Regions from separate parts of the Homo sapiens genome. Here region 1 is linked to region 2. A link is a contact called in ENCODE Hi-C or POLR2A ChIA-PET data. All regions are on one chromosome and are shown on one strand. The core of a region is the stretch at or near the end of the contact, and the rest is flanking DNA. Distances in the headings are between cores, read along the strand shown. Region 1 overlaps MAGI1 (membrane associated guanylate kinase, WW and PDZ domain containing 1). Region 2 holds the start of MAGI1-IT1 (MAGI1 intronic transcript 1).

Region 1 (6,802 bases), core at 2,918-5,417, 56 kb before region 2:
TTGAACTCCTGGGCTCAAGCAATCCTCCTGCCTCAGCCTCCCAAGGTGCTGGGATTACAGGCATGAGCCACCCTGTCTGGTCTGGGAGAGGGTGCTGGGTGAGGGGATGGTGGTGGGGCAGGATTAAACAGTGCTGCAGGCATTCCCAGAAGGAAAAGATCATGTAGCGATGATTTGTTGTCAGTTAGGGTTAGAACTGGCCTTAAGGGGAAGGTAGTATTTGTCTGTAGGATATTTATAGAGATGGGGTGGAATGTTATTCTAAGTGGAGGCAACAGTGGGAGCAAAGGCCTGGAGGCAGGAAAATTCCAAGTGTACCATGGACCCAGAGTGTCTTAAGTTAACATTTAAGAAAATGACGGAATGAGATAGCATGTGTCCTTTACCAGCCTGGCAGAATTTCACAAGTGTTTATTAACTCTTGGTCTTGAAATGATTTGATAAGGCCTCTTTGGAGAGTATTGAGAAGAACCTATTAAAAATGGTAACATTTTGACCTAGCCTTTCTACCACTAGAAACCTATTCTTTGGAAATACTCAAACTCATAAAAGATATATGTGGGGCTGTGTTCTCTATATAGCATTGCTTGTAAAGACAAAAATTTCAAGTTGGCTTATATGTGTTGTGGGTGGTTGAAAAATTATATGGTATCTCCCTACAGTGGCTTATTCTGTAGTCAGTTAAAAAAGTGAGGTGGATCTCTGTCCTGACATGTAAACAGATGATGATATATTAAATAAAAAAGTAAGAGACAGCATCTATAGGATGATCCCATTGTTATATCACAGCTACTGCTGACCTGGTTGGGTATGCTTGTGTGTGCCTTAAAAATAAAAAAAGATCTGGAACAACAAGGATATGTTCCCTGTGGCTACCTCTGAGAAGGGTGACCATATGTCTCGGTTTGTTTGGGAAATATCTGGTTTACACCTGTTGTTCTGGTATAATTATTAATAGTACCCTCTTTCAGTGTTTGGTGAACTGCTTTGGATGGTGAATTATGTGTTTACCCTACCTTCCTCTGAGGATTGGAATTGGGGCAAGAGAAATGGGAAATGGGCTGTGACATAGGTGACTCGTTGGTGTAGTTTACAGCAAGCAGGTATTATTTTTATGAGGGAAATTGAGGAAGATGGCCCTGATACATTATGTAGTGGTTCACTGCGGAGCCACCATTGCATGGTCTTTATCAGGGGAGAAGTTACCTTTTTTCTTTTCGTCAGGTGTATGAGTATCTCCGTTTTACTTAAATAAGTCTTCAGTCAAATCATTGACGATGTTTTCATTGTCTGAGAAAAGTGGGTAGCATTGGCCCTAACATGCTTTTTCAAATACCTAGTGGGGATGTTTGCATTTCTTTCTTTCTTTTTTTTTTTTTTTTGAGACAGAGTCTCACTCTGTTGCCCTGGCTGGAGTGCAGTGGTGCGATCTCAGCTCACTGCAAGCCTCACGTCCTGGGTTCAAGCCATTCTCCTGCTTCAGTCTCCCGAGTAGCTGGGACTACAGGTGCCCGCCACCACGACCAGCTAATTTTTTGTATTTTTAGTAGAGACGGAGTTTCACTGTGTTAGCCAGGATGGTCTCGGTCTCCTGATCTCGTGATCCGCCCACCTTGGCCTCCCAAAGTGCTGGGATTACAGGCTTGAGCCACCGAGTCTGGCCTCTATCTTTTTCTTTAATTTGGTTCCAAGGTAGTTGGATTGAAGTTCTTTTTTTTTTTTCTTTTTTTTTTTTTATTTGAGACAGAGTTTCACTGTATTGCCCAGGCTGGAGTACAGTGGTGCAATCTTTGCTCACTGCAACCTCTGCCACCTGGGTACAAGTGATTCTCCTGCCTCAGCCTCCTAAGTAGCTGGGATTACAGGCATGTGCCACCATGCCTGGCTAATTTTGTATTTTTAGTAGAGATGGGGTTTCTCCATGTTGGTCAGGCTGGTCTCAAACTCCTGACCTCAGGTAATCCACCCGCCTCGGCCTCCCAAAGTGCTGGGATTGCAGGCGTGAGCCGCTGTGCCCAGCCAGAATTGAAGTTCTTCTTTGGGAAAACAGCACACCTTTTTAAAAAATTTAAAACTGTGACCCTCCCCACCCCTGGGTTCCTCAAACATAAATTTAGACACAATAGGAGTTAAAATGATTAAATGAGCTACATGCAAACTATTGACCTAGAGTGGGCTTCAGAGTTGGCTAGGTTCCTCTTTTCTTTGCTTCCCAGTAAAACCCTAGAGGAAATGGGGATGGGTGGGAAAGAGCTGCAGTTAAAAAATAGCAGTGATTCAGATTTACCGGACATTACAGGGGCACTTCTGATGTGCCAGGCACTGTGCTAGATGATTTCACATCTGTCCCCTTATTTATTCTTTTTTTTTTTTTTTTGAGATGGAGTCTCACCCTATTGCCCAGGCTGGAGTGCAGTAGCACGATCTTGGCTTACTGCAGCCTCTGCTTCCCAGGTTCAAGTTGTTCTCCTGCCTCAGCCTCCCAAGTAGCTGGGATTACAGATGTGTACCACCATACCCAGCTAATTTTTGTATTTTTAGTAGAGATGGGGTTTCGCCATGTTGGCCAGGCTGGTCTCAAACTCCTGGTCTCAAGTGATCCACTCGCCTCAGGCTCCCAAATGGTTGTCTGTTTTTATCTCTCATCCATTTCTACCTCTGCTTTTCTGAAATTAGCTAGTTATTACTGAGTCTTAATATTTTTTTTTTGTTTCAAGGTAAGACTGGTGATATGGAACTTTTAATACTACCTCTTCTCATATTTATATTTATAGGAAAAACTTGGAATGAATGTTTACTGCATAAAGTATAGTTTGTATTATTCATGTTGAGTGGATCATGGTGTAATTCCTTTTTATTTGCCCTCTGCTAAAAAAATAATTTCTAAGATGTTACTTGATAACTTGTCCAAGAAAAGTTTACTTAAAAGTTTGACAGATTAAAGCCTGTATGCATCTGGAAGTTTGGTGTTTTGGGTTAACTGAGCATAGAATGTTTCAGTGGCTGTCATTCTTTTGAATTTGAAGGATGTAACTTTGAAATACCATTTTGTTGCCCATCCTAACTAAAACAAGCAAAAGCAAATCGATATAGACAAGGTTGTGTGATGTAGGGGGAGTTACAGCTAAGGAAAAAGGAAGTATTGGACATCTGTTGGGTATCCTATTGCCCTTTAAAAAAGTTAACTCATTTTTTTCGCTAGAATTGCATTTTACTTGACCTTGAAAAAAGGACAATCCAAATAACTTAATACTATTACCTGGCCATACTTCACTATCTCTCATTCCAGTTTTTTTTTTTTTTTTTGGTTCAGCATATTGTCTGGCTTCCTGGAAAGCAAACTCAGAGATGATTACCATATAGGACATTGGTTAGGGAATGCTTTTGGAATCAATTCCTGTTGAAGGAATTGGGCTGGAGGAGAAGTTAGGCTGTGAAGTCGTCTCAACCAAGGCCCAGCCGACCTGCAGGAAGCTCTGACATTGAGATGGTTCTTCAGTATTGTCCTGGGTTGGGATGATAGGGCAAGGCTTGTATACCCTCAAGTCAACAAGGATTGGAGGCGGCTGTTCTGGGAAGGCTATGTGACCTCAGGGAAGGTGACTCTCTGCAGCCAACACAAGTCTTGGAGGGGGATCCTGGAGGCGGGTGGCATAGTACAGCATAGTGTTCACTGCATGTGGGCATATGACATAGGGGTGTATGTTTGTGTGTGTGTAATTGGCTTAATAAGCACCACCTTCTTCAGTAACATGACCAAGAACACACATCTGGGAAGTGGGTGTGCTTGGATTTGAGCTCATGTTTGACTAGCTTTCAAACCTATCTTTTCGTCGCTCTAGGACTGTTGCAACGTTTGTTGTCGAGAAAAGAATACTTGGGCCGTTCCCTTTCATTTTCCCTTTGGCGCATTTATGTGTGCTGCCATGTGGGGACACCCTTGAAGTTAGCTGAATTGGCTTCCTCTGGTATCTCCAACCTTTTGTCACAGAGAGTTGAAAGGAAAGGTAAATTCTTTTGTCCTAAATGAATCATCAGCTGGAAGAAAAGTCTGAACTCTAGCCCTCTATTATATTCCCCAGCCAGGGATGACTTTGGGCAAATTGGTGTCCCTCCAGTTCCCTGGGAAGGCACTTGACTCAACAGGCCTCTTTCCATTTAAATACCACAGGTAACACTTGGCTTCCTCTGAGAAAGCTTTCAAGTCCTGCCCCTTTGCTTACAGCTGGCTGGCATTCTGTGTACCCACTACGGCACTAGGATGAGACCGGCCATAAAATATTTGCTCTATGCTTTTATCACTGCCTGGAAATCCTGAGGGCAAAGGTGCTTTGTAAACACCAAGTTGGTAGTGAGTGGTGTGCAGAAAATTTGGAAATAAACACAGTTCAGTTCATGTAGGGGTTATGGGACTTCTCCAAATACCACAAACTGGAAATTCTGAAAAGAAAGTTAGATTTTATCAAAATTTGGGTGTTTGGGATTTTCAAAGAGCTGTCCTACTAATGACATCAGAGCCCCATATAGCCAGAGAAAGCTTCGTTTCATTATAATGGTGTAAGTGAGGAACGCCTAGAAGTGTGCTTGTTTTCAGCCTCTTATCATCTGCCGGCCTGCACCCTGGTCAGAGGATCAGATTCTTTCAAGAGGCAGTTTCTTTCATTCAGCCTTTTACTTGAGTGAAGCAGGCTTGTTGGGCATCAGTGAATATCATGCTAAGAGTTCCGTAGTTCAAGGAGACCTAGAATAAGGGGGAAAGCACTTTGTGAATTGCCCAAGTTATTGCCTAGGGATATGCATATTGGGAGCCCTGAGGAGTGGCCAAGGCACCACAGAACAGAGACTCACACTCAGTACCTGAGCAGGCTCCTTACTTTCTGTATACTTTTTGTTGTAAAATGGAGTTAATAGCAGCACCCATTTCATAGTGTTATTGTGATGACTTACTAATACATGTGATGCTTAGCATTGCTTAATGTTGTGGCTAAGCATTTTCTATATGTTAGTCGTTATTGTTTTTAAAAATAAACAATGATTCTTTTTTTTTTTTTTTTTTTTTTTTTTTGAGACAGAGAGTATCACTTTGTCACCCAGGCTGGAGTACACTGGGACAATCTCAGCTCTCTGCAACTTCCACCTCCCGGGTTCAAGCGATTCTCCTACCTCAGCCTGCTGAGTAACTGGGATTACAGGCACCCACCAGCATACCCATCTCATTTTTGTATTTTTAGTAGAGACAGGGTTTCACCATGTTAACCAGGCTGGTCTGGAACTCCTGACCTCAAGCAATCCACCTGCCTCACCTATCTCGGCCTCCCAAAGTGCTGGGATTATGGATGTGAGCCACTGCACCCAGCCAACAATGATTCTTTTAGGTTGAAGAGTTAATGTGCTCATGAGGGCAGGTTGAGAACCACAGTGCTGTGTAAAGATATACATTTTTTATTGAACACCTACTATGTGTTAAGTTTCATGCTTAGAGCTTTGTAGACACTACTGTTTAATTCTCTCAGTAACATTATTATGTAGGTATCGTTAGGCATTCTTAGGAACCTTGGAAAGTTTACCTTGTGTAGGTAGTCAGGGGTAGAACCAGGTCTTGAATTCAGATATTCCTTACTTTTTTTATTTTGAGGCAGAGTTTTACTCTTGTCGCCCAGGCTGGAGTGCAGTGGCATGGTCTTGGCTCACTGCAACCTCGGTCTCTGGGGTTCAAGTGATTCTCCTGCCTCAGCCTCCCGGGTAGCTGGGATTACAAGCACCGGCCACCACGCCCGGCTAATTTTTGTATTTTTAGTGGAGACGGGGTTTCTCTGTATTGGCCAGGCTTATCTCGAGCTCTTGACCTCAGGTGATCCGCCTGCCTCCCAAAGTGCTGGGATTATAGGCGTGAGCCACCGCACCTGGCCGGATATTCTTTATTTTTAAGAATCTGAAGTACTATGCATCACTCCCTCCAATGTCCTGGGGCAGCCACCAGGCATATTCATCTTTGTGTGTGTTTTTCTTTTGCTTTAGCACTGGGGCACTTCTTGCTTATTTCTTTGGTAGGAAAGGGGCTCAGTTTGTCTTGTGGGGTTGGTGGCAGGCAGGCCGGCTTACGCCTGATACGGCCCTGGGTTAGAAGGGAAGGGAAGATAAACTTTTATACAAATGGGGATAGCTGGGGTCTGAGACCTGCTTCCTCAGTAAAATTCCTGGGATCTGCCTATACCTTCTTTTCTCTAACCTGGCATACCCTGCTTAAAGCCTCTCAGGGCTTCTCTCTGTTCTTAGGATCAAAGTATTTAGAGCTACAAGAGCCCTCATGGTCTGGCCCCTGCCCCCCGGCCAGCTTCATTGTACATGTGGTGTTCTCTTGTCGTTCCTGTAATGTGGTATGCCATGGGGTCTTTGCACAAGCCTTTCCTCTTTGGCTGGACACTGTTCCCTGCCCCCCCATACTCTTCCTACTTAATATGTAGTCATCCTGCAGATTTCAATTCTAACATCATTTTCTCCAGGGATCCTGGCCTGACAGAATCTCATCTTGTTTAATGCTCTCATAAGACCACTTGTTTCCCTTTTGCAGCACTTGCCACTCAGTTGTATCTTTATGTGCGTTTGTGGTTGTATGGGTTGTGTCTGTTCCCCAGAATGCCCAGCTCTGAGCTGCGTGAGGGTCAAGGGCATTGCTGTGCCTGCCAGGTATAGTGCCTACATGTGGTGGGTGCTCATGTTTTAGAGACTAAATGGAGGAGGAGATGAGGAAAAGATTGAAATCTCTCGGTTCACCAGATGGTGTAGGGCCCAGCATTGTAAA
Region 2 (7,294 bases), core at 3,038-5,537:
CAGCTAATTTTTGTATTTTTAATATAGACAGGGTTTCACCATGTTGGCTAGGCTGGTCTCGAACTCTTGGCCTCAAGTGATCCTCCTGCTTTGACCTCCCAAAGTGCTGGGATTATAGGCCTGAGCTCCCCCGCCTGGCTAAATGTGTATTTTTGCTCACAAGCACCATGGGCATCAGCTTTAAACCTCCGATATATGGGCCATATTACCCGGAACTCTGTTGTCTTCTGTACGACTTTTGGAAGTTAAGTCTACCCATGCAGATAAGGATATTTAATTCCACACTAACCTCAGCTTCTCTTAGGAACCACTGCAGAGAATGCCCAGTTTTTACCCAGTCTAAGGCTATTTTCGGTCAAGGCATGAAATGACTTTGTCATTGCAGTAAACCCTAGTCACTGTGCAGGTAAGCCTCTTCTTGAGATGGATTGCATGCATACCTTTTTGATGATACAATAAGCAGGTCTTTATTGGATGTGAACAGAGTTTAAAATGTTGCTGAGTTGAACATTGGAGGGTGAAGGGATTTCTCCATAGAGTTGTTCCTGCATGTTAAGAATATTGAGCTAAATTTAGAATGTCTTACACTGTACCTATTTTTTCCTGTGTAAGTCTCAAAAACTTGATTTAGACTTGAAGGTTTTATGAATGTCCCTACTTTTTTGTTTTAAGAGGGAGGAAGAGGGAAGGAGAGGGAGGTCATTTGATTGAGAAGGGCATAAATCGCAGTGGATGAGTTACCACAAAGTCAGTCCATATGGGTTACAACAGTTCAATCAAGAACTAGGCCAGGCGCGGTGGCTCACACCTGTAATTCCAGCACTTTGGGAGGCTGAGGCGGGTGTATCACCTGAGGTCAAGAGTTAGAGACCAGCCTGAACAACATGGTGAAACCCCCTTTCTACAAAATTAGCTGCGCGTGGTGCTGCATGCATGTAATCTCAGCTACTTGGGAGGCTGAGGCAGGAGAATCACTTGAACCTGGGAGGCAGAGGTTGCAATGAGCCAAGATCATACCACTGTACTCCAGCTTGGGCAACAAGAGCAAAACTCCATCCCAAAACAAAACAAAACAACAACAACAACAACAAAGAACTAAAACATAATAGCAACCAGGAAGCCCCCGGGTAGGCTCGCTCCCTGGTAACCATTGTCCTGACCTCTATTCCCATTTTCTTGTTTTGGAACTTTGTACAGATAGATTCACTCAGTATGGATTCTTTTATACCTGACTTCATTTCCTCAACATTGTATTGAGATTTGTCCATGTCGCATGTAGCTGTAGTTCATTCCTTTTTCTTTTCTTTTTCTTTTTTTTTTTTTTGAGATGAAGTCTTGCTCTGTGGCCAAGGCTAGAGTGCATTGGTGCAATCATGGCTTATTGCAGCCTCCACCTCCCAGGCTCAAGCGATCTTCCCACCTCAGCGCCGCGGGTAGCTGGGACTACAGGCATGTGCCACCATCCTCAGCTAAATTTTTTTTTTTTTTTTTTTTGTAGAGACAGGGTTTTGCCATGTTATCCAGGCAGGTCTTGAACTCCTGGCCTCAAGTGATCTACCCATCGACGCCTCCCAAAGTACTGTATTATAGATGTGAGCTAGTGTGCCCAGCCCATTTTGACTTCTGTATAATACTATAGCATGCATATATCTACATTTACTCATGTGTCCTACTTTTGATGAGATTTGTGTTGCTTGTAGTTTGGACTATTACAAATTATTATACTGTCATTATGCCTTTTGGTATATATGTATTTTCATTTCTCTAGGGTATGCCTCAGAGTGGACTTGTAGGATTGGGTTAGACTATGCATTTTTCTAATCCCAATAACATAATTTTTTTTGAGAAGGATTCTCACTCTGTCACCCAGGCTGGAGTGCAGTGACGTGATCTTGGCTCACTGCAGCTTCTCCCTCCACGGTTCAAGTGATTCTCCTGTCTCAGCCACCCAAGTAGCTGGGATTACAGGTGTGTGCCACCATGCCAGGCTAATTTTTTTGCATTTTTTATATAGAGATGGGGTCTCATCATGTTGGCCAGGCTGTTCTTGAACTTCTGACCTCAAGTGGTCCTCCCGCCTCAGCCTCCTGAAGTGCTGAGATTACAGGTGTGAGCCACCATGCCCTGCCTTCAATAGGTAATTTTAAGCAGTGTTCCAGCTCTTCTAGTTTATGTTACCACGAGTAGTCTATGGGTTTCCATTATTTAACGTCCTTGTCGGCGCTTGGTATTGATGATCTTTTAATTTTAGCCACCTGAAAGTATGCCTACTTTGAATTTTTTAAATTTCTGTGTTTCACTGTAAAGAAATGAGAGTGAGGTTTAGAGCCAGAAACTCTGAATGAGTTTAGCTTTAACCCTGGTTGAAGGGCTACTAGGTGATCATTTGAATCCTTAACTGAAGGTGGGGCCATTTTGTTAGACTTCACCCTACAGAATCTCACACACCAAGGTCCAAATGCCGGTGGCAGGCTATGTAAACCTACATAGTTATTTACCTCTTTGAGACTCAGTCTCCTTATCTGCAAAGGGATGTCATTTTAAATTCCTCACCGAGTTGGTATGAAGAGCATCAGTCATTCCACCAAAAAGCACTTAGTTCCTGGCCCATAGTTATTATCAAACAGTGAGTCACAGGAAGATGCGGCTAGCTACATTGCTGTAGAATACTCTTATATTTATTTTAGTTTATCTATTTTTAGGGGAAACAAAGTTATTTCACCCAGAGCATTAGACGTCAAAAGTCGATATATCCTTTCTGGAACTGCCTTGTTTGTTTGATGTCCTGGTGTTTTGAAGGCTGGCATGTTTATGGCCGGGCAGAACCATAAACACTCCTTCGGCCCAGGGCTGCCCTGGATTTGTGTATATTTCATACATGGGCAGTGGAGAAGGAAATCATCTTCAGCTTGTGTTTTGACACAGAGAAGTTTTGCTTTTCGTTTATCTACTCTCTGCATCCTCCACCGAAAACAAACAGAACACTCTGGCATGGGTAAATATTGTGACTGGCGGCCTCAGTGGTGTTGTTTTTCCCTTTGCTACAATTGCTGAGAGACTGATGGTGGCATTGTAGAAGATCCATGGTTGTCATTCTGATACTTCAGCCAGAACCATAGCAGTTCTGGAAATGAAAAAGTGAAGTAAAGAAAAATAAGAATTACAAGACAATTTTTTTTTTCCAAGGGAAATTGTAAGGCATTTCAAGGATGGAAAGGCAAAAATGTTATATGGTTTTGCATTTCTTCTCCTAGCAGCGATATTCATCATGCCACCACTCCTGAGCCTTAGAATAGATAGACTCTTCAAAGACAGCTGAGCTTCATTTCAGGTGGGTTCCCTCCGAGCCTTCTCCTGCTTCATTTGCCCTGCTTAGTGAAACTCAGCTAGAATCAAGGTGCAACTGGTCTAGGAGGCTAGGAGAGGTGTAACCACTTACTATGTAGCCACTGAGAGTTTGGCCTGGTGGAATTTCATTTGCAATTAATTACGTTTATTTATTTATTTAGTTTTAAGAGGCAGTGTTGTCCAGGCTGGCCCTGAACTGCTGGGCTCAAGTGATCCTCCTGCTTTGGCCTCCCAAAGTTTTGGGATTACAGGCGTCAGCCACCACACCTGGCCAAGGTTATTTTTTATTAGCTTAAAAAGTTATTTACCTCTAACGTGTTTTCTTCGCTTCCCCCCTCCTCCCTGTCTCTGTGTTTCTCCCCATCTCTCATTCTCTCTTTCTGTCTCTGTCTCTCTCTTTCGGGAAGTTAAGTAAGGGAAGAAAGACCAGATGAGAGAGGTTAAAACTGCTGGGCTCTGATTTCACAAACAGGTAGTCTTTTGCTAACTGCATGATTTTGAGCAAATTCCTTCATTTTTCTAAGTCTCAATTCTTTCATCTCTCAGTGGAGGTAACAGTTGTACCTCTTTTGTTATGAGGGTTATGTTCAGAATGACAAATGTCAGAATTTGCACAAATAGCAACAGCTGCCCTTACCTGGCACTTCCTCAGTGCCAGGCACTGTTCTGAGTACCTGCTTGGTATATATCCCAGCAGCCCTGGGGGTTGGGGCCTGTGGTTTATAGGTGAAGAAACTGAGGCAGAGAGTGTTTAAGAAACTTGACTTAAGATTCCTCCAGCAACAAGTGGCAGAACTGAGATTGGAGTGCGAGGCTGTGTAGTCCAGAGTCGAGGTCCTCTGTCGCAGCACTGCCATTTCCCCGCCGTGCCGCCTGACAACACACCCCGCCCCTCCTCCTTCTCTCTGTAGATAACTATTTCAGTTTGGCATAACTTCCTTTGTAATTTGTAGCAACAAACCTGGGGTCAGACACTCCACTGCCTGTGCATCTTGCCTGTTTCCGGATCCGCCGTGTCACAGACATTTTCTATGTCAGTGCCTATGGCTCTACCCAGGTAAAAAATTAACCACCTTGGCAAGCGCTGCCCATGTCGCTCCTGCTTGCCGGGGCTGGCTTTCTTTCAGAGCAACCCCGTTCTAGCTGGCCTGCTGCCTAGGCCCTGGCTTTCTTTCCCACAAAATAGCTTCTGAAAAAAACTGTGGGAAACAAATGGCTTCAGAGGTTTTTAGAAACAGAAGTGCAAACTCTAACAAATTTCATCTGGCCCAAAAATGTTATTACCCAAAATCTTGAAAATATTTTCTTATAGGATTATTCCCCCAAGGTTGTTAATCTGAGAACGATCCAGGCCTAATAGGCCTGACTTTTTGCCCCCTGATGTTGGAGTCTTGAGTAGTTGAGTGCCGGAGTATGGGGGGTTGGGGTAAAAATATTCCTCTGGAGGAAATGAAGTCATTTTATTTAACATTATAGCTACCACTGGGACTCTATCATTTTAGAAAGGGAATGCCAGTTCACACAGCCAAATGAAGCTTTTAAATTAGTCCAAGAAACCTTTTAAAAGGTAGCACTAGGTTTTCAGTTCCACAAACATTTATTGAGTCTATCTGTCCTAAAGATTTTTGCCATAGTTAAATTTTACCTAACGAACATTGCCTTTCTAGATAAATGTTATTGTAACATTATCTGCTTCTCTCTTTCAGTGGTTGGCATTTTACTTTCGGTGCTACAGAGTGGCAGCAAGCTACACTGTTTCTGTGCTGAGGTTGTTGTCTGAGAGAGATTTATCTGGCCCTGTGAGCCCCGCACAGCAGGGAGACAAACCTTGATTTGTTCAGTGGAGGAAAGAATGTGGCCTTGTACACCTGCCTCCCTGGATACACCTGTAGGGCTGGTTTCCCTGCTGAAACCTCCCTGTGGAGCTCTTGACACTGGTGCAATTGGCTCAGCCCTGGCAACAGTGTCAACAGAAACTGGGCTCGGAGGGACCCAGGTTTCCGTGTCCTTCTCTTGCTGGTTAAATCCCAAGTATGTGTGTAATCGCTCTCAGGCTGGGGAGGTGAAGTTGAAACCTGGCTTATCACTGGGCCTAGATTCTCCTGTAGCATATTTTAGATAAGAGTGGAAAAAATGCCAGGCCCAGCATTAGCTGCCCTGAGACTGAGGAGCTTTGTTTTTCCTCATGAAGGCCTTTGGTTTCGTCTGGAAATCTGCCTGTGAATAGGCCAGAAGGTATAAAGGCAGCTGTCCTTACTTATCTAGTTTTAATTTTTCAGCAAGTGATTTGGAAGCAAGAATGAAGATTTGATCAGAACCTTTGCTCACTTGCAATGAGTAGAGTCTTGTTGCTTGTTTTCGTTTGGCATTGCCCTCCCTTTGAGAACACCATAGGCAGCTGCTCTCTGTTGGAATTCCAATTCTGTGACCTTGGGCAAATTACTTAACCTTTCCCTGAGCCTCAGTTGTCTCATCTGTAAAAGGGGGATAATAATAGTACTTGACTCATAGGTTGTATTAGGGATTGCAGAGTTAGTATTTGTAGTCCTTAGAACAGTATCTGCACATGGTAAGTGTTATGAAAGTGTTTGTCAAGACAAACAACAGGAAATACTTTGTACAGTTAATTATATGAAGTGCCAGTGATATTTATGTGGCTTTTTGTTGTTGTTTGTTTGTTTTTGAGATGAAGTCTCGCTCTGTCGCCGAGGCTGGAGTGCAGTGGCATGATCTTGGCTCACTGCAAGCTCCACCTCCTGGGTTCACGCCATTCTCCTGCCTCAGCCTCCCGAGTAGCTGGGACTACAGGCGCCCGCCACCACGCTTGGCTAATTTTTTGTATCTTTAGTAGAGATGGGGTTTTACTGTTTTAGCCAGGATGATCTTGATCTCCTGATCTCGTGATCCACCCGCCTCGGCCTCCCAAAGTGTTGGGATTACAGGCGCGAGCCACCGTGCCCGGCCTTATGTGGTCTTTCTGGTTGGTAAATATTCTAACACACACAAATTAATCATTAGATCAAAAGAATTGTGTTTTGGTACGTAGTTAAGGTGCTCTTTTCTTTTAAATATACACTCCTTGCTGTTCTTCCTGTTCCCTTTGCAGAGCAAAAGTATCGGAAAAAAACAAGTGCAAGCACTTCCTTCTAATATTGGTTTAGTTGTGGTCAAAAACAGGAATTATGAGTCATGAACACCAAATTGACAGGAATGAGCCAAGGCAAAATTACATCCTAAGGATGGGGGTCATCTTTGACAAACAGACACACAGATTCATCAGGCATTAAAACAGCATTCTTAACCTTGGAATCCACGGGTCCCCAAAAAGTCTGTCAGAGAAATAGGGGATCTGCAAATTTGGGTGGGCTAAGAGTTATCTATCTACACTTTCACTAACCCCTAACTGAATTTGAGCATTTCCTTGAATTATGAATGTAGGCAACAAACCACAGTGACAGAAGCAATACTTATGACTTTGTCGTCAGTAGGAATCTCAGATATTTTAATATCACATTGCAATCTCATTTACTCTTATCACTACAGTAGCTAATAGATTCACCATTATTTATTTATTGTTCTTCAGTGCCTTAAGAAAAAGCATGATTATTTAAGAATATTTTGCTCACTACAGTTCAGTATAATTAGGTTCCTTTGGACTCTTACATATTTTATTCATTTATAAACATTATTCTGAGGTAATAATAGTCATCACCAGACTGCCAAAGAACTCCATGCGTAAAAATGATTAAGGAGTTTTAAAGTTGAAGGCTTAAGCTGATTGGAATCTCTAGAGCTGTTCTGTCCAATAGAAATATAATGCGAACCACTTGTAATTTAAAATTGTCTGGTAGCTACTTTAAAAAGAGTAAAAAAGAAGTGAAATTAATTTTAATAATACATTTTATTCAATTAGATATATTTAAAATAATATTTCAACAGGTAGTCA

Evidence for each region. A loop is a pair of places that touch in the nucleus more often than their neighbours do. ChIA-PET counts read pairs that join two places held with the same protein, here RNA polymerase II (POLR2A). Pooled maps may share reads with other maps.
Region 1: a map of PC-9 shows a loop between it and region 2 (2.0-fold over the local background). The contact joins the enhancer-like site here to the promoter of MAGI1-IT1 in region 2. A Hi-C loop is called at or near these places in 3 of 168 maps with a recorded cell type or tissue (PC-9, cardiac septum and mammary epithelial cell) and 2 of 50 pooled maps. POLR2A ChIA-PET finds 5 or more read pairs at or near these places in 8 of 52 experiments (Caco-2, H1, HEK293 and 4 more).

What each region holds. Positions count from the first base shown.
Region 1 is chr3:66,008,341-66,015,142 of GRCh38, reverse strand. The region is part of intron 1 of MAGI1 (membrane associated guanylate kinase, WW and PDZ domain containing 1); the gene reads left to right. It overlaps LOC124900543 (a long non-coding RNA gene), which reads left to right. Exons shown (of 2, transcript XR_007095951.1): 1 at 1-6,802. Among named protein-coding and RNA genes, the nearest start is that of MAGI1, 27 kb to the left of the region's middle. RefSeq lists a silencer at 3,955-4,249 and enhancers at 3,770-4,362, 5,277-5,777. Within about 2 kb of position 4,167, at least 7 of the 41 ENCODE cell types and tissues checked have a DNase peak (open chromatin) inside an H3K27ac peak, as active enhancers do; they include PC-9, where a contact is called at or near this core.
Region 2 is chr3:65,951,551-65,958,844 of GRCh38, reverse strand. It overlaps MAGI1-IT1 (MAGI1 intronic transcript 1), which reads left to right and starts at 4,287. Exons shown (of 3, transcript NR_145422.1): 1 at 4,287-4,405. The region is part of intron 1 of MAGI1 (membrane associated guanylate kinase, WW and PDZ domain containing 1); the gene reads left to right.